2 separate regions of the Homo sapiens genome follow, and region 2 is linked to region 1. Evidence: chromatin loops called from intact Hi-C (ENCODE). Cell type or tissue: GM12878. All regions are shown on one strand. Each heading gives the region's core, and the rest is flanking DNA. Links, peaks and the distances in the headings are about the cores only.

Region 1 (8,380 bases), core at 40-8,039:
TTGTGATTCCACCCAAACAGCAGACACTGTACTTTCAAAGTGTTCACTTTTAATCTTTTTTTAAGAGTACTTTTTACAGGTTTGTAATCGTAGAAGACAATTTTGAATTCTGCTTTCTTCATTATGTCTTATAAGTATACATTTTTAAACATAGCTACACAATCTTTATGCTTTAATAAATAAATTATTTCATTTACAGGCTATTCCCTTCTTTTTGGACTACAGGTTGTTTTTACCTTTTAAGGTAATATAAATAACACTGCTGTAAACACCTTTTATGCATATAATTTTTTCATGTTTTATATAACTTGCTTAAAATAGATTTCCAAAACTGAGATTACTTTATCAAATATAATGGACTTTTTTATGGCTATTAAGTAGCATTAACAGGTTTTGTTCTAAAAGTGTGTAGCACAAGCCATTTTATACTTGACTTCTTGAGCTCTGCTTTGAGCAAAATTTATATCATAAGTCTTCTCAAAGCTCATTTAACTCGTTTTTGGGGCATCAAGTTTTCTGTTTCTTGTCTGAGGGATGCTTCTAGTATTGACATTTGCAATACGGAGATAGCTGACATATTCTAAAGAAGTTAACTACGTAAACGGGTTCTAGTTTTCAGCAGCATCTTCCGCCTTTGGCAATGGATGGTCATCTAGTGCAATGTTTGGCACACAGTAGGTGCCATGTATATGTCAAATGGATAACTGAGTGAAATAGCATGAACCCTGGAGTCAAAAAGGATCTGAGTTTTAATCCTGGTGCTGGCACTTACTTAACCCCTCTGAAGCTTATCTTACCTGTTAAATGAATGTGGCAATATATCTGTCTTTTAAGGTTTTAAGGATTTTATGAAATAATACCTGGAAAGGCTTAGCCCTGTCCTTAACACACAGCAAGTATTAAGTTTAGGTTCTTGCTGTCGGCATTGTCATCACCATCACTGTCATTGTCATCATTCAGATAGTCCCAAGGTAGGGGTAAAACTCTCCCTCAGGTCCTTTTTTGATAAATCTGAGAGATTAAAATTGCATAATTGTATAAATTGGGGCAAAAGTAATTACAGTTTTTGCCATTCATTTTAATTCATTCATTCCTTTTAATGGCAAAAACCGCAATTACTTTTGCACCAACCTAATAATTCGTGCCCTTAGAAAACTGTTACATCCATATTTAGAGAGGAGTTTTTCTTTTTTCACTATGGGCAAGAGTTTGAAATGGTGAGAGGACAAAAGAAGACAGATCCAGAATACAGCAGATGAGAGAGGCAATTTTGGAGTAACCAGCTGTCACTTGTTAGGCAGTCTGTGTTACTAGGAAAGAACTTTTGGAAATATTAGGGTTACAGTTTTGAGAAATAGTTGCAAGGTCCAAGTGTGGACAATAATTATGCACTTCAGTGTATTGATGAAGAAAGGTTCTGATTAGGTCATATGTGTCTGACAGGCTAAAAAGCAGTCTTCTCAATAAAGAGAAAGCCAACCTTTGGGAAAAAAAATGAGAACAAAGTCTAAAAGCAAATTTGTTTTTCCTAATTCCTGCTAAAGGGAAGAACAGTACTGTCCATTACATGCTCATGTTGGAGAAACTGTGCCGTATCTCCTCATGTATTTATAAACATTATTTGATTACGTTCTTGGACAATTTTTCTATTTTTTGAAAATTTCTCTGGACCTATTATTCCTTTCTGAGCATTTTGCTTTCCTCTTTTTCTTTTGTTACTTTAACTTCATTAAAATTTTTTTTTTAAATAGTGATGGGATCTCTCTGTGTTGCCCAGGCTGGTCTCGAACTCCTGGGCTGAAGCGAGCCTCTCACCTCAGCCTCCCAAAGTGCTGAGATTACAGGTGTGAGCCACCATGCCTGGCCTAACTTCATTTTGTGGTACTTTTTTTTCTTGTATATTAGCCTTCATTGAATGAAAACTTTGAGTCCCCTCTCCTTCACAGATCTTTTCCCATAGACCTTGATTAGGCCTTTTTTTTTTTTTTTTTTTTGGACATCACCTGAGATGATTATAAGCCCCCAAACCACAATGCAGTAAAAAACCCCAAATCACTAAATCCCTTCTTTGGAAATACTTCCCAGGTAAGAGGAAGGCAGAAATGCTGCAAATCTTCATAAAACATAAATTATGTAGACTCTTCAGTGATCAAGCACTTGATGAATACAGAATAAAACAGTCATCAAAGACCTAGAAAACCAAGAGTTTTATTAACAACAGATTAGAAAGGAAGGATGTGATGATGAAAAGAAACTCTGATTTCAAGTCAGAAGTCTGAGTCCTGGCACTGCCTTTTAGAGACCACTTAATCTTGGGAGAAGTCACTTTATCTCTCCAGGTTCTGTTTCCTTACCTATAAAATAAAATGATTGAATCAGAAAAGAGATGGTAGATAAGTTTCTCTTTTGGTACTAAGCCTGATAAATTGCTAGTGATTTTCTGGAGAATTTGTTGAGAATACCAGGCTTGGTAGCAAAGAGTAATGTGATTAGTGGTGTCCACCATGGGGGTGGGGTCAGGGAGTGGTGGTGTTCATGTCCTGAATTTTCTGTGTCTGAATTAGATGATCTCACCTCCTTTCCACCTGAGATGTTCTGCTCTCTCTTGTATGTACTTAATATGGGACACTTGTTTGGGGTGTTAAAAATATAGCTCTTTGCTTTTGTCAAAGCTATCCTTTTTAAACATCAGCCTGTTAGGACAGTATGTTTTTCAAGATTAGTTTCACAGTCAGAAATGAAGATATTTTGGCAGCAATTTCTGGAAAATTATTGCAAATTAAAAGATGGCTACCAAAATTCTTAAAATTTAATCTGTAATAAACATAAAACATGTAGTGGGTTTGAAGTAAAAAGGGGTATAAGATGTCCGCATGTCAATTTCAAATGAGAGCTTATGGGATATGGGTATTATGATAGACTTTGCTGCTGTGGTAGAAGCTGGTTGCTGGAGCAGAAGAAGGTACTGGGGACTTTGTGTGTGTGCTGAAATCCAATAGAACACAATCCTTAGGGAGTTACAGAAATGCAAGTACTCTGTCTTATTTAATCTTTCTTTCCTGGCCTGATACCTGGAACATAGTAGGCACAAAATAAATGTTGACATGGACGTCTCGGTCTCCATTTAACTAGTTTCAGTCTCATGTTACAGAAGACATTTGCGTATAGATAAAATTAAAAATTGGAAATTGCAGAGATTTTGTGCTTTCCCTCATTTCTATACAGTACTTCATCACATTAAATCAGTTCCATGGGAGAAATTTTCTATTTGAAAATGCCTCTCATCATCATTGTGAGTGAAATGTCAGGGATAATGATGGGAAAATGGTGTATCAGCTCTACTACTAGTGATAGGCAATTTGCAAAATTGTGTTTGCTTTACAGCACTTCCATAGGAGGTTTATTTGTGTGGCTGAAGCTATGAAATATGGATATATGTTAGAGGTACATTAATTTACTCTAGCAGCATGCATTTTACATACCATATGTTTATAGTTAATTAGCACAACAAACCCGCATTTAAAAATAATAATAATCTCAATTAGGTTATGCAAAGTCAAGCAATCAACCACCTTCCTGACACATACATTCGCTGACTCCTTGGGTAACCATAAAGAAATTGTTCTTTTTTTTTCCCTCTCTTCCATCTGCTATCTAGTATATTGCATAGAATATTCCATGTACTAGAAACCTTTCTAAAATATTATTCTCCAACATTTGAAAAGCTTCATATGAATCTCTTGGGAAGAATTTTTTTATTATGACACTCATAAATGCTCAAAATATCTTTGTTGAGTTTAATAAGGTACCGTATATTTATTGAGTACACAGAGGAGTGCATTAGGGGAAACATTATGAATTTAAATGATTTTAAAAGAAAATGACTTATGGTACTATTTTCAGGTGATTTTGTAGTAAAATCTATTTTTGTATGCTAGCCTCTAATAGATAACATATTCATAGAATTTTCAAAGTTAGAAAGAAACAGGTAACGTAGGCTGACTTCCCAACATAATAATCCTCTCCACTAAATTCATGACCAGCCGTCATCCAGCTTCACTTGAATGCTTCCAGTGAGCAGAGGACTACAGCCTTAGAAAGCAATGCAATTTATTTAATAGCTCTAATCGTTAGAAAATTTTCTCATATGGAGATAAAATATGCTCCCCATTAACTTCCAACCATTGGTCCTAGTTCTATTCTCTGAAGCAATAAAGGATAAGTCCAATTGCTATTCCATATGACACACCTTCAGTTATAGAATAGCTATCAGATCCTCCCAGTCATCTCTTTTCTGGATAAACATCCCCAATTTGTTAAGCTATAAATTCTGTTCATTCCCATTATTTTTCAAAGAAATGAACTAGTTTTATCAACGTCTCTCCTGAAATGTAGTGACTGAACACAGGGCTTCAAATGTGATCTAACCTGAAAGTTTCCTTGTTGTGATACTGTACTTCCAAATAGGCCAACTGTGAGTCCGTGCCAGCTTTTACACAGTTATGCTGGACTGCAAACTCACCATACTGACAGCCAGAAACCCTTAGGGGCTTTTCCACAGTGTCCCTTGGGTCTCCTCATCCTGTGCTACAGTGTACTTAGTTTTTCCCACTGCTGAAGCTTACCCTTAAACTAGACAGGGCTGGAGAACGAGCCTAGGAATCTCCCCTTAAAGGCCTCTCTTTCCCTTGTCCTCAATTTCTTACATTTTTGTGATTCACTTATTAAATAGCTAGCTTACAAGCCAGTTTTGTTGTAAGTTCTTTTGTATTCTTGTTTATTATAGAAACAATTCAGTACATAACTTATTTGAATGTCAGGCTTACCTGTACTGACCTCATAAAAAACCTCATGGTATTCTTGTGGATAATCTAAAGCAGTGGTTCTCAAACTTTAGTGTGCCAGGAGGGCTTGTTAAAACACAGATTGCTGGGCCCTACTCCCAGAGTTTCTGTTTTATTAGGCCCTAGGTGAGGTGAGAATTTGCATTCCTAATGAGATCCCAGGTGACACTGATATTGCTGATCCAGACACCACACTTTGAGAGCTACTGATGTAAAGAAAGGTGGATTTAGTGGCCAGGTGGATTCATAGCAGTCTTAAAACCAAATTGAGAATGCTTGTGGATAATAGGTTGGAGGAGGAGACTGAAGTAAGAAGCTAATAGAAGTCATGCTTGTTCACTTCGGTTTGCTTTCAAGATAATCTGCTGAAACTAAAAGTTGAGTTAAGGACCTTGAGGAGAGAGGTACATGTTTGAAATAGTCACTGTGGGGAGAACAACAATAATTGTGAACCTGTGTCTTCATCTCCATTTTTTACCTTATGCCAGGCCTTGAATAGTGTTTTACAAACATTATCTCATTTAACCTTCACAGCAACTTTAAGTACCGGTACCCTGTTCTTAAACATAAGATGACACAGAGCAAATTTCACACACAGAATGGGAAACCCTGACCAAATGAGCACACATCTTCAAAGACTGAATTTTTTAATGCCAAAAGCTAAGTTCTTGAATACACAATAGACTTTCTTGTAAAGTCTGTTGTATTAGATAAAAGATTAGAGTTGTTCCCTTAATACTAGACAATGTGAATTTGTCATAACAAATCTCTTTAATAATGAAATTTTACTGCTACAGAAGCTGTTGGTTAATAAGTAAACTCTTGCTCTTAAGAATTTCTTGTTAAATACTATCTAAGAGAGATGGCTGTGCTTTAGTCAGGAGTAGGCCAAGGCAGCTTTCCAGCCGCAGCATGACTCAGCGGGTTTGGAGCACAGGTGCACAACTCTGCACGTTATGTAACCACACCGCAGGTGCATTAGGTGATCACTCGTGAGCTCGTGCTTGGCTTGGAGCCACTATTGTCTGTAAAAGGTATAATTACCCTGCTAACGCTGTACATATGGCCTGTGCCTAGGTTGGCTCATGCCCGGGCTCACTTGCACCCAGAGAGAGAGTAAAGCCATGTTGAAACTGTCTACAATTCCTCGAGTCTTTTTCCAGTTACCCGCCACTGGTCTACCCACTCCCCTTGGTCCTCTGTTTGGGCTGAAACCTGACACTTGGCGTGACAATTGACATCACGAACAGGATACTGAGGAGAGTGAGCCTTCATTCCCTGGTGATTCTGGGTCAGCCATGTGGCCACAGCATGGGTTGTGGTGCCCATTGTCAGCTGTGCTGCTTGGATGGGCTCCAATGGAAACCTGGGCAGCAGTAGATGGGTCCCCCGCAAGCATGGAGAAGGTACTGAAGCAGCTAGAAATGCAGAGCACTGAGAAGGAATGAGCTTTTGCCAGCAGAGTTGGATGGGCATTTTTGACTGTGCTACGAGAAGTACACACCCAGTCCCTGAGGGATGCAGTACAGATAAGGGCCCACCAGGTACAGATGGGGCACCTGGAGGCCTGGCTACACAGCTCAGAAAAAGAGTTAGAAGCTGCCATGAATGGGGACCTCCAGGCACAGGCGGGGCACCTGGAGGCTCGGCTACAGAGCTTGGAAAAGGAATTAGAGGCTGCTCTGGATACAGGCCTGGGTCTGTTGTCTTGGCCAGAGACCGCCACCTGGTCTGATACCAAGGAGGCTGTTGGCGGGATCAAGGGGTCCGTGCCACAAAGAAGGGAAAGATGCCCCACCTGCAGGGGTGCCCCCAATGGGAGAAAAGGGGGTCCCAATGAGTGACATGCTCACAGATGTGGATAGATTTGATTTTGGCCAGGGTCGACTAGGAGAGAATTGATAAGCAGCCCAGTGAACTTTGTGGAGACAGTTGTTTCCAGAGCAACAATTCCAGAAAATACCCAAGCAGGAGAAGAATGTTTCTGCGCGACCTGGTCCCACCCTGGCACTCCAGCCTAAAGACTATGTGCTGCAGCCAGGTGGGGTTATAAAGTCTTTTCTGTTTGATGAGGGAACTGGCCGAGGTTTCCCTCCCGAGGAGGCCACATGTGAAATTAGCAATCCACTGGTCTCCCACCAATGTACAGCAAGTGCTGGTGCTGGTAGACACCAGCGCAGATACATTCTGGGGTTGGATATTTTACATGACTTGGCAGCTGTGCCGTCTATCACGGACTTGATGGACCACTTGATGGAACTAGGACAGTATCACTATATAGTGGACTTGGCTAATGCATTCTTTTCCAGAGAGCCAGGAACAGTTTGCCTTCATGGGAGGATGACAGTGGACTTTCATAGTGTTGCCGCAGGGCTTTTTGCATAGCCCCACCATTAGCCATGGTCTTGTTAATGATATTATGCTAACCTCTGATTCTCTTGCAGATTTAGAAGCGGCAACACTCCCCTTGCCTAGAATTAAGATGGTGCGGCTGAGACCGCCTTCCTTGCAGCCAAGTGGGCCATTTAGCGGGCATATGCCCTATAGGTAGTTGACCGGGGCACCCATTTGAGCTGGATGTGCTTGTGACTACAGATAGTTTTGGCTGGGGCCAATAGCAGTGCATAGAGAACACCCTTGGGCTTTTGGTCCCAGCTGTGGAAGGGAGCTGAGCCCCGTTGTTCATTGATAAAGAAGCAGTTCATAACTCATATGCTGCCGTTCAGATTCATGAGAGCATGGCAGGACAGGCTACAGACATTGTGCATACGACTTGCCTGATAGTGTGATGGATGTGTTCATGGATAACAATCCCCCAAACTGGGACAGTGCAGGCATCCACTTTGGCAAAGTGGGGCACCTACTTGGAGCAGCAGAGTATGCTGAGTACAAGTCCCTTAGCAGCAGAGTTGCAAGAGGTCTTGGGACCTGTAGTCCTAATGCAAGATAAGGCCATGGTGCCTGAAGCAACCCTACACCTTGAGCCATTGCTGTTTAAGAAAGGGCATCCCCACATTCCTGATGGGGGGGCATGATACACAGATGGGTCTAGCCAAGGTGCTACTGCTGCCTAGACTGCTGTTGCAGTCCAACCTAGTACTGATACCATATGGTTTGAAACTGGGCATGGGCAAAGTAGCCAATGGGCTGAACTTAGAGCATTGTGGATGGTGATCACCAAGGAGGTGACCCCTATGGTAATCTGTACTGATACCTGGGTGGTCTATCAAGGGTTAACCTTGTGGTTAACTACCTAGAAGTTACCAAGGTGACTAGTTGGTCACCAGCCCCTGGGGGCCAGGCCATGTGGCAAGACCCTATAGGAGGAAGGATGACCTCCTCCAACCAAGTATGGGGACAAAAGGTAATCTGTTGTTGCCTGTCCTAATGCCTTTAAAGGTAGGGGAACAAAAACCTGGCTTAATGTATAAAGCAACATTGGGGTAACGTCACCATGAGGTGGTTGCCTGCCATAACCTGGAGCTGTTGCTTTCTGTGTTGTTGTGTGTTATGAATTCAGGGCTCCACCCTATGGG
Region 2 (8,380 bases), core at 302-8,301, 99 kb before region 1:
TGCTCCACTTAGTCTAGAATTTTTCAAAAATATGTTATTTTTTCTAAAAGCTTTCTGAATGATGCATAATGAGCAGTTCTTTTCTCCAGGGGAATAACGTTTATAATTTCACCCAATTTTTTTGGCAAAGATAGAAGTTCTATTTTTAAAATGATTTTAAAGCATAGTCCCTTTTTTAAGATTAAAATGTATTTGAAGGTACTGTCAATCTCTCAATCTTTATTCTAAGCTTGATTTCTTAATTTGATCTTGTTGACTTTTTTACTAGTGACTCAGACCTTATTGCATTATATTTATTGTGTTATAAAGCAATTATATACTTAAAATTATAATAAGATTTGTTCTTGTCTAAGGATAATTCAGCTTCTAAATTGAATATGAGTATATTGTATCAAACAATAAGAGTACAGAGACTTTTAGACATTCATGAGCAAAAAAAGATTTTTTAATACGAGAGAATTTAATCAATTTATTTGTTAAGATGGATTCTCACTCTGTCGCCCAGGCTGGAGTGCAGTAGCACAGTCTCGGCTCACTGCAACCTCCACCTCCCGGGTTCAAGCGATTATCCTGCCACAGCCTCCTGAGTAGCCGGGATTACAGGCGCTCGCCACCACGCCGAGCTAATTGTTGTATTTTGAGTAGAGACGGGATTTCCCCATGTTGACCAGGCTGGTCTCCTGACCTCAAGTGATCTGCTCACCTCCCAAAGTGCTGGGATTACAGGTGTGAGCCACAGCGCCTGGCCAAGAGTTTACTTTAAATTGGTTCCTGAAAAAATAGCTGGAAAAGAATTAGGGTACGAGAATCTGACAGCATGGATGTACACTGTATCTTATCATTATATTTGTATTTTAGAGGTAGTTTTTGTCATTGGATTAGTTAATTTAACAAATACTTGGATGTCCACTGTTCATCAGATACTGTTCTGACTACTGGAAATGCAGCCCTAACAAACCAAGTCCTTGCCTTATTAGAATGTACATTAATGTGGGGAAAGTAAACAGCAAACATGTAATGTGGATATTTAATAGATAGTGAATAATAACACTGTTTGACCTAGAATGGTGGTTTTGAAACATTTAAAAATCAGTGAAAGTCTTTCCTTTTTTTTTTTTTTGAGACAGAGTCTCGCTCTGTCACCCAGGCTGGAGTGCAGTGGTGCGATCTCCGCTCACTGCAAGCTCTGCCTCCTGGGTTCATGCCATTCTCCAGCCTCAGCCTCCTGAGTAGCTGAGACTACAGGTGCCCTCCACCACGCCCGGCTAATTTTTTGTATTTTTAGTAGAGATGGGGTTTCACCATGTTAGCCAGGATGGTCTCGATCTCCTGACCTCATGATCCGCCCGCCTCGGCCTCCCAAAGTGCTGGATTACAGGTGTGAGCCACCGTGCCCGGCCCAGTGAAACTGTTTCTTAACTTGGAAGTCCAGCAATATAAAACAGGTGAAATTAGAGTTAATCTGGTTAAGTGGCATGGGGTCTTGGAGCCTTGCCCCCACCTTCCCAGGGTTTGTCAGAGCACAGTTTGAAAACTGGTCTTGATTTTAGATTGTTGAATAAGAATGAATATGAAAATGTGATTGGAACTAAATCTCTTAATAGTTGAGGTTTATAAATCCTCTTAATAGTTTGGGGATTTATGCCTACATCTGTGGTAGGAAGCAGTAGAGAACAATTTATTAGAATGCATTTTATGGATGATTATCTATATATGTAAAAAGTCTAATAAGATTTTTACTTTTTTGCTCTAGAAAATTATTGGTGTGTTTAAACCCAAATCAGAAGAGCCTTATGGTCAACTCAATCCAAAATGGACCAAATATGTCCATAAGGTCTGCTGCCCTTGCTGCTTTGGCCGAGGCTGCCTGATTCCTAATCAGGGGTACCTTTCCGAAGCGGGTGCCTATCTTGTGGACAACAAGCTTCATCTGAGCATTGTACCTAAAACAAAGGTAAGCCAGACTTTATTTTTAACCATGGACTTTTAATTTACAACCTGCTTATATCTGAATATTTCAGTAATTATTCCTAATGATAGAACCTAAAGTGGAGCCCCTTTTTTGGTAGTAGTCCAAGAGTCATGAGTGACTGGTAACTAGTAAATTGATTGTAGTGTAGATCCACAAAGTACTTAAAGGAATGTGTCTTGTCTCTGTGAGATCTGACGATGCTAACAAAAAGAGGATAAAGAACTAGCATTCAGAAGGCAGGAAAATATCAGGGGATCCAGAGATCCTATTGAAGGCAGAGATAACCAATGTGCTTAAAGACTTGTATTGTCCTTTCAGCCTTTATACAAAATTTTTTTCTTTTCTCTTGTTTTGTTTTTTTAAGAGACAGGGTGTTGCTGTGTTGCCCAGACTGGCCTTAAATTTCTCTGCTTATGCAGTCCTCCTGCCTCAGCCTCCTGAGTAGCTGGGACTACAGGCACATACCATCATGTGCCTGGCACCCACATCTTTTCTCTTTATCATGGCTCACTGCAGCCTCATCCTGCTGGGCTCAGGTGCAGCCTCATCCTGCTGGGCTCAGGTGATCCTCCCACCTCAGCCTCCTGAGTAGCTGGGACTATAGGCACATACCATCATGCGCCTGGCACCCACATCCTTTCTGTTCTTTTCTTTTTTTTGAGACAGGGTCTCGTGCCCAGGCTGGAGTATAGGGATGCAATCATGGCTCACTGCAGCCTTGTCCTGCTGGGCTCAGGTGATCCTCCCACCTCAGCCTCCTGAGTAGCTTGTAATACAGGCATCACCACCACACCTAGCCAGCTTTTGTATTTTTAGTAGAGATGGAATTTCTCCATGTTGCCCAGGCTGGTCTCAAACTCCTGAGCTCAAGCAGTCTACCTGCCACAGCCCCCCAGAGTGTTGGGATTACAGGCATGAGCCACTGCACCCAGCTAACCTGGCATCCTTTCTAAATTTTTACTTGAAGCCTTCTTCCTTAAAATGTTTATTCCTAAGTCTACAGTTCAATACTGTTACTTTGACCACTGGCAAATTTAGGCCTCTAAAAGGCTTTTATACCACTCTCAGAAAGAAATATGTGCCCTTCATTTAACAAGGCTTTGCAAAATTCCCTGGCTTTTCTGTTTTAGATTCTCTGGGGCCTTTATTACAGGATTAAACTTTGCTAATTTTCATCATTAGAGTGAGTTTCATGGTGTATATGAAAAGAGATACTATAATGCAAATTCTAACCATTTTTCTGAATTGTATGTTTCTAGGTGGTTTGGCTTGTCAGTGAGACATTTAACTATAATGCGATTGACCGTGCAAAATCAAGAGGCAAAAAGTATGCTTTAGAAAAAGTGCCAAAAGTGGGTAGAAAGTTTCATAGGATAGGACTCCCTCCTAAGGTAAGTTTCTCTGATAAGCTGTATTTAGAGGGCATTTGGGCACATACATCCTGAGCTCTAGGAGCCAGGCATTGTGCTATTAGCTGTGGATATTATAGCACAGATTTTTCATCTTCCAGGAGCTTATAGTAAACAGGTAATTTTAGTGTAATATAAAGCTGTTGAGATGACGGTAAGTTCAGGGAGCTCTAAGAGGATAGATGGATGCCTAACCCAGTTTAGAGGGATGGGAGGTGTTTCCAGGAAGAGGTTGCATGAAAGGCTTATAAAGTAATGGGTAAAACCACAGGTCTGGAATCAGACCTAATCCCAGCCTCTCTGCTAGTTTGCTGGGATTAGGTCTGATTCCAGAACTTACCTCGGGTAAGTTCTTTACTTGCTCTTTCTCTTTCTTTTTTTTTGATAGAGGGTCTCACTCTGTTGCCCCAGCTGGAGTACAGTGTTGTGAACAGGGCTTACTGCAGCCTCGACCTCGTGGGCTCAGATAATCTTCCTGCCTCAGGCTTCTGAGTAGCTGGGACCACAGGTGCACACCACCACACCTGACTAATTAAAAAAAATTTTTTTTGTAGAGATAGAGTCTCACCATGTTGCCTAGGCTGGTCTTGAATTCCTGGGCTGAAGCAATCCTCTCGCTTTGGCCTCCCAAAGTGCTGGGATTACAGGTGTTAGCCGCTGTGCCTGGCCAAGTTCCTTACTCTAAGCTCCAGTTTCTATAAAATGAGAATGACAAAAACTACCTCTTAGGTTGTTGTGAGGAGAAAACTAAGAAATTCATGTCAAGGACTTGGTACATAGTAAAGGTTAAGTAAATGGCAGCAGCTATGTTTACTTACTACACATTAGGTTTTCTTTTTTCTTATCACCTTTAAGTAAACCTGAGGGATGATGAGCAGCCAGCTAAACAAGGGTAGAGAGGGTTAATGGGAAAGGCATTCTAGAAAAAGCTTTAAGACTTATTTTTTAGAAATGTATTTGGCTTATGATTTTCTTGCTTCCCTACATTTATCTAGATAAAAAGAATTTCAGTAGGAATTCATCATTAACCTAACTTTTAAGATAAATTTTACTCAAAGTGGGCAGGAAGTTTGAAAGTTTTTAAAAGGCTTGTTCTTCCTTAGACATGCTGAAATAAGTGTGACTAAAGGAGGATGTTATTTCCATATTTATGACTACTAGGTCTTAGTTATAAGTATTTTAAAGAACACTTGTAGGAAATCATGAAAATTTCATGCCAGCAACAAAAACATTAAGTGTTAGAATAAAAAGCAGATTTTCTTTGTGGTGATTTGTTTGTATTTTTGAAGCAAACTAGGGTTACCTGTTACCTGTTTGTCACATGCTACTTAAATTTTTATTTCCTTCTCCAACAAATTGTTTACTATTAACTAGTAATCTTAGTAACAAAAATGCCTTCTTAAATGGTCATATCTTCAAGGAAAGGACTTTTTTAAAACCGCTATCAATATTATGATTAATAGATTTGTTCTTTAAAATTTAAGACTGGGTATTTAATCTGTGTGGTTAAGGAATCTGTCCTTTTTTTTTTTTTTGAGACAGTCTCGCTGTGTCGCCTAGGTTGGAGTGCAGTGGTGCAATCTTGGCTCACTGTAACCTCTGCCTCCCGAGTTCAAGCGATTCTCCTGCCTCAGCCTTCTGAGTAGCTGGGACTACAGGCATGTGCCACCACACATGGCTAATTTTTTGTATTTTAAATAGAGACAGGGTTTTTACCATGTTGGCCAGGCTGGTCTCAAACTCCTGGCCTCAAGTGATCCACCCACCTCAGCCTCCCAAAGTGCTGGGATTACAGGTGTGAGCCACCACACCTGGCCTCATCCTATTTTTAAAATAAAATAATTTATTTAGAATTCAAAGAAAGAGTCTTAACAACTAAAAAAAAAAAATGAAAAAAAATTATTTATTGTATTTTATGTCATAAAAAGAATCTGGAAAAGTTCAGATAAAATTGCACTGTTACTGAATAAGCAGGATAGGTTTAAAATTTGGCCTCCATAATTAAATTCACCTTAATGAATATTTTTAGAAAAACGGCATTCTTTTTCAGAGTGTCACCTTGAAGACATGTGTTTATTCTTTTTTTAAATTTTCCCAAAATAGCTGCTATGCTCCTTGAAAGTCTAGGGGTAAGCATTTTTTATTTGCTATGTATTCTTTATGTGATTATTTAAAATTAGTGTATAAAAATGGTTTTCTTGATAAATGTGGCTTATCTAAATTAGTGTTAAGTTTTCTTATTGTGTTTACATGACATATTTTTTGACAGTACTGCTGAGAAATATAAATATTAATCCCCTTGTTCTTGTACTTTCTTTTCTAACTATAGTTCTTAAAATTATAGATTGGTTCCTTTCAGTTATTTGTTGAAGGTTACAAGGAGGCTGAATATTGGCTTAGGAAATTTGAAGCTGACCCTTTGCCTGAGAATATTAGAAAACAATTTCAGTCACAATTTGAAAGATTAGTTATTTTGGATTACATCATCAGAAATACAGGTATTGAAGTTCTCTCATTTGTTCACGTAAATCTTGTTCATTTTCAAACTATATTCTTGTTATCCAAATCAAAGCGGTAAACTTTTGTTGCAGAAGTCTTGAAGCCACTTTCTCTGTCTGTCTTGGCAAACAGATGTAGTATTGACTCTCCTGGGCAGAATTCATCCTGTGTGGGATAGATTCTGACTCATAGCAGGCTCCTAGATCAGTTCCTGTCCCCTAGGGAGGAATTTCCTAGGGGCAGGGCAAAGTCAGATATTGGAAATGTTATCTGCATAATGTGAGTAATTAAGGCTTCATTGTATAAATTATGTTAGGTGCTTATTTTGACATTATGTAACTCTTAGTGTAGTCTATAAATACACTAAACTCTTAATTTTTCCTGTGCTATAAAGGAGCAATGACGTAGACCAGGGATGTCCAGTCTTTTGGCTTCCCTGGGCCACACTGGAAGAAGAATTGTCTTGGGCCACACATAAAAACAGTAACACTAATGACAGCTGATGAGCTTAAAAAAAAAAAGTATAAAAAAAAAATCTCATAATGTTTCAAGAAAGTTTACAAATTTTTGTTGGGCCACATTCAAAGCCATCCTGGGCAGCATGCGGCCTGCAGGCCACGGGTTGGATAAGCTTGATGTAGATTATCCAAAGCAGGGGCTCCCCATTGTGGGTCCCTGGACTGTCAGGGTCAGCATTACGTGAGAATTTGTTAAACATGCATCTTCTCAGACACTACGCTGGACCTTTTGGAACAGAAATTGCAAGTGGGTACTGGCAGGCTGGGTTTTAAGGTACCCTCCAGGTAATTCTGATGCATTCTGAAGTTTGAGAACCACTGGTTCAAAATGTTTTCTTATTTAGTTTTTGGAAACGAATCAAATAATTTTCCAGATTCACTTTCTTAATTTACATATATATGTTTATAGTCTAGACTACTTCTATGCTGACATGAGGTGAGCCTGCTTAGAAATTTGCCTAGAAATAGGGGGTTAATGCTTTTTCTTCCTAAAGTGAAGAAAAGCTCTTTGATTTTAATAACCTTGATTTAATAATTGTATCACCTCACAGGGTAGTTTTGAGGATTACATGAATTATTACATACTAAGCACTTAAAACAATGTCGGCCCAGAGAAAATATTCAATAAATGTTAGCTCACATTTATGTTTGTTTTTTTTTTTTTAGTTTCTTTGTGTTAAATTGTGACCTTTAATATGCTACAGATAACCAGTGAAAGTCTCAAAAATCAGGAGATCACTAGAGTTTTCTCATTGATATTAAGCCATGATGTCCATAGAAATGAAGTAACAGATTTTCTTGTTTGTTTTGAAAGACAGGGGCAATGATAATTGGTTAGTCAGATACGAAAAGCAGAAATGTGAAAAGGAAATTGACCATAAGGTAAGGAAATTTACAATTTTATATATATATATATATATATATATATATATACACACACACACACACACACACATACACACACACACGTGTATATAATTGTGTATAACTTGTGAATATTATATATATATATATTCAATTTCTGTAAAAGATTCCTTTAAGTTATTCTTCACCATTTCCTCCTTCTTTCACTTAATCCTTGGTTTTTAAATCTACTGTCTCTGTTTTTCTCACACTTTTTATTTTTGTCACTTGTTTACGTTGCATTTCTTGATTCTTGATTTTTTTTTTTTTTTTTTTTTAGGGGTGGGATTTTGCCGTGTTGGCCAGGCTGGTCTCGAACTTCTGGCCTCAAGCAATCCATCCGCCTTGGCCTCCCAAAGTGCTGGGATTACAGTCATGTGCCACCACACCCAGCCAGTTCTGTTTTTTCTTTTATTAATTGTTGGGCAGCTTTATTTTTTATTTCATATTAGAATAGAAGAATAATACCTGCCTAGTACTTTTTTAGAGTTTGAGAAATATATGGAATCCCCATATTTTGCTTTTATGTAATAAAGGCTTCTGGGATTTTTGTTCACCATGTTTGTATTTTACTAATTCACTTTCTTCTGAGTCCTTTCATTCAGTATTAGATAATACAATATTACCTAATAAATGGAACATGTGTGCTTAACCTGTGAATCTTGTCCACTGAACTTAAAAAAAGTATTAAATACTTTTGCTATTTATAAGAAGCTGGTTTTAACATATATAATAGACTGCATAGAGCCTCAACACTGATATGAGAGTTATAGATTTTAGAGTAATTGCTATCGACTTTGAGTACCAAGTTGAAGTTTTAGATATTTACATAAGATTTTTTTTATAAAATACTTTTACAAGTTTAAAACAGTTTGTACATTTGGGAAAGTTTTAAGTGATTAAAAATATTTCTTCAATATTTATAATTTATGTTCTCAAGTAATGACTTAAAGCTGTTGCATCATTTTTAAAAGTTTGTGCTTTTAAATGTTTATCAAGGATATTTAAAAATACATATTCGTAGCACTTAGCAATAAAAAGGAACAAACGATACAATAGCGTGGATGAAACTTAAAATT

The links. A loop is a pair of places that touch in the nucleus more often than their neighbours do. Peaks named below come from ENCODE experiments on the same cell type or tissue, not always from the same donor. Only the 100,000 strongest peaks of a DNase experiment are listed, where the experiment ranks them.
Region 2: a loop joins it to region 1, with 2.3 times the contacts of the local background. A loop is called at or near these places in 2 of 110 quality-filtered maps.

What each region holds. Positions count from the first base shown.
Region 1 is chr4:25,352,932-25,361,311 of GRCh38, forward strand. The region is part of intron 8 of ZCCHC4 (zinc finger CCHC-type containing 4); the gene reads left to right. Among named protein-coding and RNA genes, the nearest start is that of ANAPC4, 20 kb to the right of the region's middle. In GM12878, for the core only: no CTCF peak of the experiment used is centred there; no DNase peak of the experiment used is centred there.
Region 2 is chr4:25,253,312-25,261,691 of GRCh38, forward strand. PI4K2B (phosphatidylinositol 4-kinase type 2 beta) reads left to right here. Exons shown (of 10, transcript NM_018323.4): 3 at 1,754-1,954; 4 at 3,232-3,363; 5 at 5,726-5,879; 6 at 7,213-7,280. Among named protein-coding and RNA genes, the nearest start is that of PI4K2B, 23 kb to the left of the region's middle. In GM12878, for the core only: no CTCF peak of the experiment used is centred there; no DNase peak of the experiment used is centred there.